Linked DNA regions of Mus musculus: region 1 is linked to region 2. A link is a loop called in an ENCODE intact Hi-C map of the cell type or tissue named here. Cell type or tissue: left cerebral cortex. All regions are shown on one strand.

Region 1 (8,000 bases), 800 kb after region 2:
AGGGTTAAGGTTCTTTTTTTTTTTTATGCAGGAAGTTGTATAGTAAATAACATTAGGTCTGATCTACCTCATTTCCACTTAACTGCTAATCTGCACACAACCCAAGCAAAGAGCGCCCCATCCGCAGAAATGTCTGTTTGAAATGTCTGTTTGAAACCTGGCGGCTCTAGGGTAGAGGATGCCTGCTGGCCAAAGGGGCTATGTCATAGGCGCCAAGGCTAACTCTGAGAAGGGAGACCTGAGCAGATCTCAGGTCTGAGCTAGCTAAGAAAAACCTCCCACCTTCTTTCCTTAAAATAAAAAAAAAAAAAAACAAACAATGTATTTTTGCTGGTTTAGGTGCATAAACATACATCTGGGGAGTGTTAAGAGTCTCCTGTCTCGACCACACAAGGTTGGGTTTCTTTCTTTTTCTCTTCTTTACACACCTCAGAACTCCCCTAAATTTTTCAAGGTGAATGGTTAGGGGGAGGCGGCAACTGGAAACACTCCTACTTAAAAAGAAACTTTGATGTAGCCTAAATCTTTGAGGAGCCTGAAGAAACTCCAGTAGGCCGGAGGAGAAAAGTCGGCCAGGATTGCTGGTAAGTAAACTAAAAGCAAAGACGTAGGAAAATTCTGTGTAGCCGGGAGTCTAAGCAAACCCGACTTCTCTTCAGCTTAAGGCTTTCCTCTCCCTGGACCGTGGCAACCACCAGAGTCTCTTCCTCACACCACCGGTAGGTAGGACGCCTAAAACTCAAATGCACTAGCTTTTGAGGGTGGAGAGCAAAAGGAAATAGAAAGAAATGCACGTATTTGGGCCTTTTCTGAAAATATAAATGGAGAAACAAAACGCAAGGCTCTGGCGAAAGACCCCTTCACCGGCTAACAAGAAGCTGGAAGTCCTTCGGGGGAGCCCAGTTCCAGGCCGGCCTGGCCCGCACTGCTGCCCGGCCTGAAAGGCTCGGCGCCTGCAGGCAGCGCTTGAGATTTCTCCCTGGCTGCAAAATCTACAACCTCGTGTGGACCAGGACTGCATTTCGGCGCTTGCCAGGTGAGTGTGCCTGGCCCCAAGGACACCGGCAAAGAGAGGTGCCTGCTACGTGCGCTCTTTTATTTAAAAAAGAAAAAAAGAAGAACTCTCCCAACCAGCGACACTGCTTCCTCGCCCATTTCCGGGCCCCCGATACTTTTTTTAAATGAACTAGTAACACACTTAGGAGCTTTGGCTTGCTCTGCCCAGCCAGGGTCTCTGGCGGTCTCGTGGACCCAGGAAAACAAACGCGGATCCAAAAGGTTCCAGCGCCAAGGTGGACTCACCGTGGTGGGTCGGAGGATACCTCTGCACCGTAGCCCTGACGGAGTTTCCGTAGTAGGACGGGACGTGGTTGCCTTGACCATCGATGTTAAAAAGTACGTCCACCTCTTCCGTCAGCGGATACTGAGCTTCCATGTACGAATGGCCGAGGCCCGGGTGGTGCGTGTCTGGGTGCTGACCGTTGAGGACCGCGGGGTGATGGTGGCTCACCCAGCGCGGCTGGTCCGCAGTCACCTCCATGTCCTCGGCTGTGCTCGCGCCCTCTCGCCCGGCCCGGAACCCTCGCGGGTAGAGGGAGGGCTGTCGGCCTGGGAGGTCCGCGGACTCCTGCCGTCGGAGGCCCAGGAGAGGGGTCGTTTAATGGTTTGTTTGCAGTTAAGGGTATAGAAAAGGAGAGCAAAAAGGAGGGTTTAGGGAGGAAAGAAAAATCTTTGCGGGATAGTTTAGCAAAAGAAAGGAAGGGAAAGAAGAAAAAGAAAAGAATGAGGGCGATCCCCCCCCCCAAAAAAAAAGCAGACACGGAGGAATAAAGGGGTCAAAAAAAAAAAAAAAAAAAGGAGGGAGAGAGGAATCCGAGTGTGACCACACTGCACACTGATTCCTTGGCGCTCAGAGACGGTTGCTCTTCCGATCACCTGCAAGGGAGAGAAAGAGAGACCTGAATGAGGTGTAAGAACTTTTAACACCTGAAATTCTGGAGGGCACTAGGTCTTCGCAAGCTTCCTGCAGGGCCGACTCACCCGGGACGTGCACACGCACGCGAAGACCCGGAGGGAAAGAAGCCAAGCTCCGCAGCACACCTCCGACAGCCAGGCTCGCAGGAGCCCAGGACTGACTAAGCAATTAAAACTTGGGGACAAGTCCTCCCTGGAGGACACCGGCCCCAGGATCTTTCCAACCACTACAAATCCTCCAAAAGGAGAAAGCTGAGCTTTTAGTTTACAAAAAACCAAACAAACAAACCCCCAAACACACACACACAAACAGTCCCTCCAAGAGGAGGGAGTGATATCAAACTTAAAAAAAAAAAAAAAGTCACAAGTCACAATACCAACCTGAGTAGCAAGGAGCGTAGAGGAGGAGGAGGAGGCGTGTGACCTGCCCGGTCAGATTGCGTAGCTCTCTATGTCTCGCTCTCTCAGTCTCTCTCTCTTTCTCCTCTCCCTCTCTCAGTATTTTTTTTTTACAGGGAATGCATTCTTTCTGAAACTATCAAGACGGCGCCAGGCAGCTCAGTGTTCGCAGACAGCTGTGGCGCGACGCAACTTAAGGAGGTTCTAGTGTCATCCGCGCCGAGGGGGAGGAGCCTGGCGCTGGCAGGAGGGGACACGATCCTCAGCACAAGGAAACTGCAACCCAAACCCGCTCCAGGACTTCACCTCCACCCCCATCCCATCCCCCCCACCCACCCCGGCACACCGCCGCCCCTCCTCCCGCCCCTCTACTGACCGGAAAGGGGCGCCGCCAAGGGCCGCCTAGGGCAGAGGGGCCGCGGGCAGGGTGGGCGAGGCCCGCCCGGGCTTGGGGCAGAGGGGACAGGCAGGAGGGAATTCGCTCTCTGGCCCTTTAAATGTAGCAAAGCCGATTCATTCGGGCTCAGTAGATTATTCCGTACGAGTGAAACCCGGCTGCCCCATTCATAAAGCTAATTTCCATAAGCAGACTTTTCGATACTTTTTTAAAAATGAGCAAACTTTTAAATTAGGATTCAAGCCAGAACGTTTTTCAGTTTATATCAGCTTAGGGGCTATGTGCATGTAAAACAGATTAGAAAAGTTTCATGGCGAAGTAACTGAAGATTTGCCTCCGAACCAGCTTTCCGGGAGGCTGCTGAATCGCGCGGAGGACCTGGGCTTTGATTCGGACGCCCGCGTTATTGTTATGGTCTCTGCTTGCTTTCCCAAACCTCTCCAGAACGAACAGCGTCAGCTGTTGCAGCTGTCTTTTTCGGATCTAATGATATCATCAATGTGTGCTTTTGACCTTAGTGACAACGCGATGCATAAAAAGCTGGCTTAGCGAGACCTAGGCTCACTGGTCCCCGAAGTACCGTGTACAACTAACTTGATCTTTGCTGCGATAGCCTAACTTTTCTCTTCGCCTAGCTCGGGGTGCTACTTTATTCTGCTTTCACCCGAGGAAAACGGTCCCCTCTATAATATCCAACCCTGACCTCCGGGGTGGACCCAGCCGCAACTTCCCTGGACATTTTGGGTCTCTGGGACAGGGTCTGGTGGGAGGGCCGCAAGCTGACACAGGAGAGAGGCTGGAAGACGCCCAGTAGAGAGGCTGGGCGGACGAGGGCGGGGCCATTTGTAAGGACCAATCATCGGGAGATACCACGACCGGGCCGCAGTCGCCCCGCCCCACGGGCTCCAACCTCTGCGGCCCTGTTCCGTCCTTTGAGTCACTGCATCCCCTAGTGGCGTTGAGGTTTCTGCAGCCTGGGTCCAGAAAACACTGCCCGGATGAGCAAGGTCCGAAAGAGACTTCGGGTGCACCCCAGGGCAGTGTAAGAGGTGTTCCCATTCCACCCTCCAGGGCAGAGAGCTTGGCTTTAGAGGGTTACTGGAACTGAAGGCGTCATCCCCTCTTCATTTCTTTACCCCATAATATTTCCCACTTATTCAAAACTTGGATTCCCGACAAGCCCTTTCTTAAAAGTTCCAAGTAACTTCTTCTATTCTACTGTGGAGAAAAGCCATCAATATCTACCTTGAAGCCAGTGGAGTGCGGGGAGAGGGAAGGTGCGTTCTTTTTACAATACAACCCTTGAAGAAGACAAAATTTATTTAGAAATGTGCCCTGCGGGCTTGGGTTTGGAGCTTCTCCTGACACCCCCCCCCCTTTTACATCTGATCTTTGACTGAAATCAAGGCTGAATTTCTAAATACAAATTACGAAGATACCTTTTTTTTAAAAACGAGTCTTCCCTCCCTTCTGAGTTCACCCTGCACCCCTTGGTCCCACGTTTATGAGGGCGGCCCAGTCTTAGAATATCGATTTTTTTACTTTCACTCTTTGACCAACCCATCTCTCCTGGGCCAATCAAGCTGCCAGCATCTCTTCCAGCTCACGGCGCTCTCAAAACCTTTTAATTATTTAGTTGCTGTCTAACATTCACCGGAAACCATTCCATAAACAAGCAGAGAAGACCGCACACACATTTTTGCTAAAAGGCCCGGGATTAAGATCTAGAATGAGAGTTTAAAAGGGAAAAATACTATTGCTGTATCACTCATGAGTTGTATAAGGCATCAGTCAGCCAGTCCCTAGTTCACAGCTTCGAGAAAAGTCTCGAGTAAGCATATCTCTTTGGTCCCGGGCACCGAGATGTAGATGATAATAATAATAATTTTTTTAATGCGCAAAAGAAATCCTTCTGGAGACAAGAAAGAAAGCTGCTGACGCCAAGAACTGAACATGTTAGTCTATACGGCTTAGAACGTATTTTTAAAGACTGAAAAAGAATATACTTCTGAAAAGGATGGCTTCCCTAGTAGGGGCGCCTCTCTAATAGATGTAGTAGTGGGGATGGAGAGGATTATTCGTCTTAATTCAATCACCAGAGGAGCTAGACTGGATGCAAAGACACTCCCCTCCCTTGGAAAAACAAAATATCTAATAGGCCCCTCCAGGTCTGAGGTAGTTTAGGGTTGGCAGAGAGGGGTAGGGGGCCTGAGGCTAGGCGCCCCGGGCACTGGATCCAGCCTGTAGGGGGTATTTAACATGTAATTCCCAGCCGGTCCGCCCCTGTTCCCGGACTGACAGTGGGTAATTGGGAAAGAGGACGTTGCTCTTTTGATGGCCCGCGCCGGCCAGTCTCGCCGACGCCACACTGGGTTTGACGTCACGGGCCGGCCCCAGAGTCAGAAACACAGAGCAGGGGAGGGGGAGGGAAAAAGAGAGGAGGGGGATACCGGAGAGGGAGGGCCGAGGTCGGCTCCGAGACCCACCGGGAAGAAGGGGGAAGGGATCGAGTCCGGAGAGGCTGCGGCGCGTGGCCTGAGGCGGAGAGCTGGACTCCGGGGGTCTGGGCCAGGACAGGCGCCGGTCTGACCCGCCTTGCTCGCAAATGCAGGCCGGGCTTCCTCTTCCCTTGGCGGGTGGTGGGGGAGGGGAGGGGGCTTGAGGCCGGAGGGAAAGGTGGTCCCAATCCTTCAGTTCCAGAGAGCTACAAAGCTGATCCGGGCCTCGTTAAGGGACGTCTGGGTGCCCCCTTAAAGACCTGGGGTGCCACCACCACCACAACCCCAAGGCACACCGGGTCTGGCTCGGTGTACCGCATTCCCCTTCTTCCCCTGGAGCATCTGGCGGAGCTGGGGGAAAGGCAAGAGAAAGCCATCAAGGAGAATGCTGTTGCCGCTGCTGCCTGGAGTCTTTGGCTCCTGCAGTTCATGAGGCCTCTCTCTATAGGGTAAGGGGCTGACGAACGCTACGGTTCCCTGGGGACTCAGCATCTGGAGCGGAGCAGGCAAAGGCTCAGCTAGAACCGGGATCTGGGGCTGTTGTACTTGGATAGCCGGAGTCAATTTGGCCTATCTGAAAACCCAGGCCTTGAGGCTGCTGCTGGAGGCGTCAAGTTGAGCAGGGTATGTGTGCCCTCTTGGGGAAAGGGTAAGAAATGGATCTGACTTACTCTATGCGTGGAGTAAGCTGAGACACCCCTCACCCCCCTACACACACACACACACACACACACACACACACACACACACTTGCCCATCCTCAGGTCCCTCCCACTCGCCTTCACTAGGGCGACCCCATCCCTCTAGAAGTAGACACAACCGGTCCCCTTCAGAATTTGGAAGCCCTGATTGAAAAAAAAGGTTTAGCGAGTGATTGGGCCTCATCACTTGGGGCCATGGACCCAGAAGGTAGAAATCCACCCAGAGTCAACAACCCGAACCTGACTCCGAGAGAGACCAGGCGAGCTCCGCGGGGCCGAGATGCGAAAAGATGCTACTTTGGGGGTCGCGGGGGTGGGGGGGTTGTTGAGCGCAGCCCTCCAGAGAGTGACCTGCAAAGCCAAACCCCGGGGGTCGAAGTACTATAGTTACTAATCCTGGGCAGGGGTAGAAAGCGTGCCTCGGAATGCCTAGGGCTGTCATTTGAGCGTGTTTACTTAGGGACTTTGCACGCCGAGCGCAAGCGGAATAGTAGGATTCTCCTAGAGGCAGCAAATGTTTGCAGGCTGGAAAACGAAGCGGAGCGGGGCGTGCTGCCTTGTCCCTCCTCCCGGAGCCAAGGCGCCGGCCTGGGCGGATCTGATGGCGCGGTTACCGACTGAAGTGAAGCCCGGAACCTGAAGGGCTGGGAGGTCGGGGAGAAAGCAGAGCAGCACCGAAGGCCAGAAATTAAATTCACAGCCCGGGACCCCGACGACCCAAGGACTAGGGAAAAAGTCACTTCCCATTCCAGCTCGATCAATCTTCCTTCCATGCGATTGATTAATAGAAAACGAAGTGAAAAGACCGTGGTCGCTGTGCGTCTGGGAAGGAAGCGAAGGGCAGAGGTATCCAGGCCGGCGCCGGTACCCCCTTACCACCGGTTCACAACCCGGAGGTCTACATCGCCTCGGACTAGGGAAGCGGGGCGGTGGCGAGAACCCAGGGAGACCGCGCGGGACCTTTAATTGGGTGTATCCGTTTTAACAGTGGCCATTGTTGAAGCAATTAGCGAGAGACAATAACCACCGAGATGCGTTTAATTCGATTCCGTGCACGCTGCAATCCCCGCCCGGGCTCTGCGATATGCAGGCCTGGGATAACCCGGAGGGTCTGGTTGTGAAGGTACGGGTTGGGTTCCTTGATCATTTTGTCTTAGGCATGGAAGTTGTAAAAGAAAGGCGGGAGGGGGAGCTAGATCTGCCCCCAAGCAAGCCACGGTAGGAGACTCATCCTTGGTCATCCCCCGGACCACTGTTCTTTCTTGGAGCATGGGTTGGAGCTGCGGCCGCCTGGTCAATCCACAGTGCCTGTTTGAGAGGAGAAAAGCCGGGAAGACTGGGACATGGATCCAAGTCTCAATCTTACTTCCCCGCCTCGGTTTCTCGAACTAAATCCTAATTGCCTTCCCAATCCGGGGAGGAGCAAAGAAGAGACCCTGCTTAAGTCTCACAACACACTTCCTCTCCTCTGGAGCCAGCCCCTGTACCCCCTCCTCCGTTTTAACCTCCGGATTAAGTTACCCAGGCCAGGCGAGGGTTTTTTACTGGATACGAGAATAGTACAGGTAAAGCTGTATAAATAGTTCGCCAGCTGCGGAGCAGGAGGGTTATGCCGGGGACACAGTCCCAAGGCGCCACCAGTCAGCCTGGCTTGAGCTTACAAAACGGCTGGGGAGGCCACTTTGCCTCGGCGACCCGGACCTCATAGGTTAAACACATATTACGTTATCACCTTAGCTTTCACCATGTCCTCTTTTCTCTTTTTTCCCCGCATGAGCTGAAATACAGAGAAGAGAGCAAAATCAAACCGCGGTGGAAAACGAAGCAAGCAGCGGGGCCATGCTGGCTGAGGCTTCCTGCTCCTCAACGGAGACACCTTTCCAATTAAAACAGTAGACATGGGAACTTTAGTGATGTAAAGAAAGAAGGTTGCTAAAAGTCACTGGCCAGGAGAAGAAGCTGGCTGTAGAAGCCTGGGGGTGGGGGGACCCATGGGAATTTAAATGAAAAGGCTATGCACCCGCAGATCTC
Region 2 (8,000 bases):
AAGCTTCAAGGTTATTGTTTCTTTCCCAAGCAACAGCCATCATCTAAATTTTAAAGCACTACTCAGAATTTACATGATCTATGCCAGCAGGCTACAGTTACTTAATTCTGAGTTAAGGCACATAGTGTTCTCAAAACACCTGCATTAGCACTCATTCCAAACACACACACACACTGCACAATGCATTGCCAAGGACTTGCTACAACATAAATTCTGAGACATTCCTGTATAGATTCCAGCTCACTGTGTAACTCTTTGCTGGTGGTAAACTTTGCCTTTCAACTCTGCCACAATAACTCAGTCTGAAGTTTTCGAAAATATTTGAGGAGCAGTTGTGAAAACTTAGGAGAACCTTGAGGCCATTTATGCCCCTGGATAAATATGTTTCCTGTACAACTGCTTATTTCAGTGTCTCATGAAGGAGACAGAGCAGAGTCTCATTCCCATCCATCAGTGTTTGTGTGCCTCAGTCTACATAGTGAAAACAGGGCAGGTGCTTTTTCATTCAAACCAGCGTGTCTTTCACAGGAAGCATGGGGGCTTCTCTTTTCTTTAATATCCGGAGAACACCAGAGGGAGATTTGATTTGAAATGAGTTTTTCTTTTCATGTCTCATCTTATAATGAAGGAAATCTAGGAACTCCAGGACTTTACAGCATGACCTTCAAGGCAGTAAAACACACACACGCACACGCACATGCACACACACACACACAGAAATACAAATAAAAATAGGGTTTTTGTTGCTTTACTCAGACATGGGCCCAAATTGTGTGTGTGTGTGTGTGTGTGTGTGTGTCTGTGTGTGTGTATATGTGTGTGTCTGTGTGTCTCTGTGTGTGTGTGTGTGTGTGTGTCTGTGTGTCTGTGTGTGTGTCTGTGTGTGTGTCTGTGTGTGTGTCTGTGTGTGTGTGTTTGTGTCTGTGTGTGTGTGTGTCTGTGTGTGTGTGTGTGTGTGTGTGTGTGTGTGTGTGTTGGTATTGCTGTGTTATTTTCTGGAGTGAGCCACTCTCAGAGATTCACAGAGGTAAGTACATAGCAACATGGAAATCAATAGGAATTTTCTACGTGGTATATCGAAAAGTAAAAGTACAGCAAACCTATTTCTTACATGGCTTATCTCAGAAAAGTTAGCCAAATCTCTGTCATCAGTGTCACATCTGAAAATCTCTCCATTACTGTAATTGCCTTCACAGCTCTTTGCAACAAAAATACCTAGAATCCCAAGTGTCATATTTATTGAGAAAAAAGGTCCACATGGGCTGTATTGAATGTGTTACTGTACTTTGTCTTTCAAAATTAATTACAGTTTTATTCACTTAAACTTGCTCTCCCATAAAAGTAGAAAAGCCTTTCTTTCACTTATTCCCACCGTAAAAATAGATAACCCATAAAGACCCATCTGAATTTTCTAACCTATAAAAATCTACAGATAACTCAGGTTAGGGTTTTTCTATTATTATAACAATGGAGATGTATTTATTATTACCAGAAAGTGACTTATAAATATCTGCAGTTTAAAATGAGTCATATTATTGAAGACCCAGTCCCTGTTGAGGAGTGTTATACAGTTCTTAATGGTCTCCAAAGGGGACATTTGTGGGCCTCAGCTATTTCTGACACTTGTTACGAATCATCAACGTATAGGGCCTTATATTTACTCTAAAGAACATACACTGATAATTTTTCAATATTTGAATGAAGCAACTCAAACATCCTGGATATAGTTCAGCTATCCTACAAAGAATCCAAGACAACTGGCCACTAACTTAGTGTCTTACTTAATAGTGGGACAGAGGAGTGAGCTGCTCTCCCTTGAGCTAAAGAAAGAACAGTGAGATCTTTGCCCTCTGGTTTAGAAGCTCAACCAGAAAGCCATATATGCAAAGCCTACGGTGTCTTTAAATATTTCATTCTCAACAAGTGACTTTTAGGAGCACAGCGTGAATTGGCTGGATACTGGCTTCCTATCTGTAAGCTGTTTAAATGAGCCTCAGCAAAGTAGGCATGACAACAAATATCAGAAATTTGCCCATTCTGATGTAATTTCTGTTTGTTTTTGGTATTTTTTTTCCTGTCTGGGTCTCTCTCCCTTGTTCCCAGGCAACTCAACAACATGCCTGCGCCTTTTCTGAGCTCGTTATCTCTCAGTCATTGTGATAAACACGCACTGAGCATCTGCAGTGGACATAATGTTTTATTGAAGGCTTGAAACACGACTCAGAGAATATTTCACCCTTGTCTTCTAGGAACTTAGCTTATAACTAAAGATCCCAGATAAAAATCATTAATAAAAGCTGAAGCATCGGGACATGTCCCCAGTTCAGATTGGCTTCTTGCTACCAGTGACCCAGTGGTCAGGGAGCCATGATTGACATATAATTGTAAGACTCCACAGAGGAAGAGCCAGTCTCTCCTTGCTATTTAATATTGCTGTCCTCCATCCTCCTGCATTTATTCCACAGCCAACACTGGGGTTGATTATGTAACACATGTCAAATGAATGAGTCTCCCTGCTGGGGGAATGAATCGGTTGTTAAAGTGTTTGCTTTGAAACCAGGAGGATCTGAGTTTGATGCTGGGAAACTATGTTTATAAAAGAAGTAACTGTGATAGTACAAGGAAGAAATGGAGACAGGTGAATTTATGGGACTTGGGACTTGCCAGCCAACCAGGCTATCCCACCTTGCAAGTTCCAGGAGACCCTAGTTAAAAAAGAGATGGACAGAATTCCAGACGATGATACCCACGATTGTTCTTTGGCCTACACACACACACACAAACACACACACACATACACTAACTTACACACACACACACACACACGCACAAAGCACACACATTCATGTCTAAACAAAATTTCCATAACCTTACTAAGCTCATGACTGTTTTTCATAAATTTCCAACTGTCTTACAAATTCTGGGTGCCTATTGGCACAATAGATATTATGGGTCATTAACTGTAACAAGATGTATAATAGAGGAAGAGAAAAAGAAACTATTAGTTGATGTTTGAATAGATATCCCATATTCTTAGTCTTCTCTCTTTCAACAAATTTGTCCTAGTTATCTCTACAGGAAAATATGTGCATATTTACAAACATGTCACACCTGCACACCTGAGTTTAAAATAATTGTGTATAATTAAGGAAAACTAGGGATATTTGGGTGTTTACATTGCAGTTCATATACAGTTCTATTGGAGTTGAGCTCTTTGGAAATGGGAGTTGGGAGCTCTGGTTTAAAATTAAAGAGTGACCACTGGATGAGGGGCACAGAGCCAGGTGCTTCTTCCGTCTCTTCCTTATCAGTGGAGTTTTTCAATCAACCTAATCTAGCGGAACATTTCTCCTTGGTGACTGAGATATATGTGCAGGAGACAACTTTCCCTTCACCGAAAGAAATAGCTTTAACCCCTTTGCTTCCCGACTTTTGTAATTTAGGAGAAAAAGTGAGTTTCCCATAAGGCATTTCTAGGAGGAAAGAGATGCAATCTGTGCAGAAAATCAGGAGAAGCAGTGGGAAATTGCATTGCTTTATAAACCCCACTACATATAGATAATTTTCCTCCAGGGGGAAAGACAACCTGGAAATTTTACTTTAAAAAAGAATTTGTAAAGTCAGCAGCAATTGGTAAGAGTCTTCCCTGCTTCAGACATCCTTTCCCCACCCCAATAATAAAGGATAATTTGGACCCATTCCTACTTTTGTTGAACGCTGTCCAATTCTATCGTCTTTCTTCCACTTTCTCTTCCCATTTGAGAGATGATTGTGTGGCTTGTAAAATATGATGAATCACTTCAACAAGAAATATGTGGCATCTGGTTAAGCTCCTCTCTAGCATATAAATTAAGCGTGAATGACAGCCAGGTCAAAAACATTCCTTTGAAACTGGTCCCTGTGTGGCAGGTAAAAATCAAGTCTTTTCAGTCTGTCGGCAGGAGGTCCCTCTCTGACCTTTAATTCAGAGAAGTGGGTCATCTTGCCACTTCTCCTGAAAACCGTTAAAAATGGAGATTTGGGAGAGGAAAACAGAAAAAAAATGTCTTTAATAACTATGCTGAGATGAAGACTGTTAAAAGAAAATAAGAGAGCATCAGTAACCCTAAAAGATGCTGTAGAAAATACTAATAGCACCAACGGAAAGGAGCAGTAATAAAATATAGCTATGTAACACAGTGGTATTTTTCCTTTTAAAAAAATTCCTACTACTGAAAGTAGTGATGAAATCAGAAATCATCGTTTTCTGTTTCTACCTTTTGTGCCTTTTGTGCTTTTTTTTTCAGGTTAGAAATATTTCTTTCCACTCTTTTTGTTTGTTTGTTCTGTTTTGTTTTCCTCAAATCTGTCTCATGAAAGAGGTAGAATCTACATTATGAAGATGTAATTTTTGGAAAAACGTTTACGTTGTTAACCATTCTTCCCTGTGTTCTGAGTATCACCTCTGTCTAAAAATGTAATTCCTGTCCCAGGGAAGCCGGCAAAGGAGCAGAAACAGCAAGCTGGAGAAGGTTCTCTAACATTCCACATGATGGCAGAAGATCTTTTCCTTATTAAGGATCTGAAGCTCTGTAGATTTGTATTCTATTAAACATGGAGAGATTAGTGATTTTCCATATTCTTTAAGTCATTTTAGAGTAATGTGTTCTTAAGATAAATCAGAAAAACAAAAACTTGTGCTTTCCTGTTTGAAAAACAAACAGCTGTGGGGAATGGTGTCGGGACAGCCTTTTTATAAAATTTTTCTAAATAATGTTGAGGCTTTGATACGTCAAAGTTATATTTCAAATGGAATCACTTAGACCTCGTTTCTGAGTGTCAATGGCCATATTGGGGATTTGCTGCTGCCAATGACAGCACACCCTGGGAATGCCCCAACTACTTACTACAAAGCAGTGTTACATGGAGAAGATCTTCAAGAGTCTTTTTGCTAGATCTTTCCTTGGCTTTTGATGTGACTCCTCTCAATAAAATCCACAGTAATATAGTGAGTGGTCTCCTGCTCCAAACCAGTATTTCAGACACAGTTAATCCAGACATCCTCTCAACTTTATAAAATGTTTGTATGTCTTGTTTTATTTGAAATGAAAACAGACAGACTGTAAAGCTAAGATTATCTAAAATGTATAGGTGTTTACCGCACCTCCTTTATGCCTTTCCCCACCCATTTCTTACTCGCTTTATTTCCTTTTTCATTTGCTTGCTGTTTTCATGGACAAATCATGGGGAGATAAAGATATGTGCTTATAGATCAATCAGTTCACAACCTTGAGCACCCTCTCAAGTTAAATGCAGTCTTTGCTTGCATTTTGTAACAATGAAGGCAAAGTAAGAATCTTTACCGTGCACAGTTTAGTAAATGAACCTCATATGTTACAGAAGTTAGGTACCCATTACAATATACTTTATTAATTGTTTTTGACAAAATACCTGAAATAAAATGTCTTTAGGGAAAAAGTTCAGTTTTGAGAAGATTTAGGTCTGCCCTGGTGGGAAGGAGATGTGGTAAGATAGTGTAGTCCATGGCAGGAGGCTTGAGCCCATTGGCTCTTTGGGTAATCATGGACCAGGAAGTGTGAAAAACACATTAGATCCAGAGGCTCTAAACCTTCCAAGAACTTGCCCCCAGTGACTTACCTTATCACCTGTCAGGGTTTCTATTCCTGCACAAACATCATGTCCAAGAAGCAAGTTGGGGAGGAAAGGGTTTATTCAGCTTATATTTCCATACTGCTGTTCATCACCAAAGGATGCAGGACTTGAACTCAAGCAGGTCAGGAAGCAGGAGCTGATGCAGAGGCCATGAAGGGATGTTCCTTACTAGCTTGCCTCCTCTGGCTTGCTCAGCCTGCTCTCTTATAGAATCCAAGACTGCCAGCCAGAGATGGTCCCACCCACAAGGGGCCCTTCCCCCTTGATCACTAATTGAGAAAATGTCTTACAGTTGTATCTCATGGAGGCATTTCCTCAACTGAAGCTCCTTTTTCTGTGAGAACTCCAGCTGTGTCAAGTTGACACAAAACTAGCCAATACAATTGACCCCTTGTCAACTTGACACACAAACACATCACTAGTAAGCCTCAACCCTTACATTCTTATTCATCCCCAAGGTCTAAATAACTTTAAATGTCCCACAGTCTTTACATATTCTTAAAATTTCAATCTCTTTAAAATATCCATCTCTTTTAAAAATCCAAAGTCTTTTTACAATTAAAAGTCTCTTAACTGTGGGCTCCACTAAAATAGTTTCTTCCTTCAAGAGGGAAAATATCAGGGCACAGTCACAATCAAAAGCAAAAATCAATGTCCAACCTTCCAATGTCTGGGATCCAACTCACAATCTTCTGGGCTCCTCCGAGGGCTTGGGTCACTTCTCCAGCCATGCCGTTTGTAGCACACGCATCGTCCTCTAGGCTCCAGATGCCTGTACTCCACTGCTGCTGCTGCTCTTGGTGGTCATCTCATGGTACTGGCATCTCCAAAACACTGCATGACCCCTTCAGTCCTGGGCCTTCAATTGCAACTGAGGCTGCACCTTCACCAATGGCCTTCCATGGCCTCTCACAGTGTCGAGCCTCAGCTGCTCTTCATGACCCCTTCATGCCTTCAAAACCAGTACCACCTCGGTGACCCTTACATATTACCAAGTCCCACTGCAGCAGGAATACAACCTTGGCTATCTCTGGAACACAGCCTCGTTGTGCTTTCAGAAAACACTTCCCAGAAGATGTCACCTCAATGATGCTGGTCTCTTCTTAATCACCGCTAATTTCTTAGCTCCAGCTAACCAGCATCAATAGTCCCAGTAATGCCAAGTTTTTGCTTTAGTAGTTCTGGTATCTTGTTAATCACAGCTGATTCTTCAGCCCCAGCTAACCAGAACCACAGAACCTTAACCATCAAAAATAGCAATGGCCCTGAAAAGAGTCTTTAATCTTCCCTCTGAAATTTCACAAGCCAGGCCTCCATCTACTGCACTGTTCTCAACATTATCTTCCAAGCTCCTACACAACATTCAACAGAGCTCTTAATACCGAATGGATCTTCTGGCCCAAAGTTCCAAAGTCCTTCCACAGTCCTCCCCAAAACATGGTCAGGTTGTCACAGGAATACCCCACTCTGCTGGTACCAATTTGTCAGGATTTCTGTTCCTGCACAAACATCATGTCCAAGAAGCAAGTTGGGGAGGAAAGGGTTTATTCAGCTTATATTTCCATACTGCTGTTCATCACCAAAGGATGCAGGACTGGAACTCAAGCAGGTCAGGAAGCAGGAGCTGATGCAGAGGCCATGGAGGGATGTTTCTTCCCCTGGCTTGCTCAGCTTGCTCTCTTATAGAATCCAAGACTGCCAGCCCAGAGATGGTCACCCACAAGGGGCCCTTCCCTCTTGATCACTAATTGAGAAAACGTCTTACAGTTGTATCTCATGGAGGCATTTCCTCAACTGAAGCTCCTTTTTCTGTGATAACTCTAGCTGTGTCAAGTTGACACAAAACTAGCCAATACATCACCCAAGCTCTACTTCCTTAAAAAGACACAACCTTCAAATGAGCTCTACAAGCTGCAAAATTAAGATTCTAAGCAAAGGACTATACAGAATATTCTATTCCTAAACTATAGCATACAGCTTCCTATGTATGACATTAGGGAAAGACTGTTAAATGGATAAACTTTCCCAAATGATTTACACTGGTGCCATCATCTAACTATGAGAAGAAACCAGCCTAGGATAGTAATATCTTCACACTACTTTTAAATGTCTACCCTGCATTCCTATGTCTACTCAGAGACTTAACTCTCAAATAAATGTTCCTTATATTTTACTAGTTACACTTTTATAAATTATCTAACAAAACATGAGTTTTCCTCTTTGTTTATGAGCATTAGAAAGAGAAAAAAAAAGAACAAGTAAAAAAGAAACCCTAGTTCTTGTATCTAGTGTTATCATTTGAATTTAATAAAAATGCAACTTGCAAAAATAGCATTTAAACAATGCTT

What was found. A loop is a pair of places that touch in the nucleus more often than their neighbours do. Peaks named below come from ENCODE experiments on the same cell type or tissue, not always from the same donor. Only the 100,000 strongest peaks of a DNase experiment are listed, where the experiment ranks them.
Region 1: it touches region 2 in a loop (5-fold over the local background); 5 of 42 quality-filtered maps call a loop at or near these places.

What each region holds. Positions count from the first base shown.
Region 1 is chr2:9,876,050-9,884,049 of GRCm38, forward strand. It overlaps Gata3 (GATA binding protein 3), which reads right to left and starts at 2,551. Exons shown (of 6, transcript NM_008091.3): 1 at 2,356-2,551; 2 at 1,303-1,935. The coding sequence starts at 1,540. 4930412O13Rik (RIKEN cDNA 4930412O13 gene) reads left to right here and starts at 5,197. Exons shown (of 5, transcript NR_024257.1): 1 at 5,197-5,630; 2 at 5,717-5,892; 3 at 6,494-6,815; 4 at 6,958-7,092; 5 at 7,747-8,000. It overlaps 9230102O04Rik (RIKEN cDNA 9230102O04 gene), which reads right to left. Exons shown (of 4, transcript NR_040511.1): 3 at 7,702-7,746; 4 at 6,992-7,277. In left cerebral cortex, a CTCF peak has its summit at 3,729; DNase peaks (open chromatin) are centred at 1,235, 3,162, 3,645, 4,514 and 5 more places; H3K4me3 peaks cover 1,098 bases.
Region 2 is chr2:9,073,836-9,081,835 of GRCm38, forward strand. No RefSeq gene overlaps it. Among named protein-coding and RNA genes, the nearest start is that of 1700061F12Rik, 110 kb to the right of the region's middle. In left cerebral cortex, a CTCF peak has its summit at 4,525 (motif pointing right); a DNase peak (open chromatin) is centred at 4,494.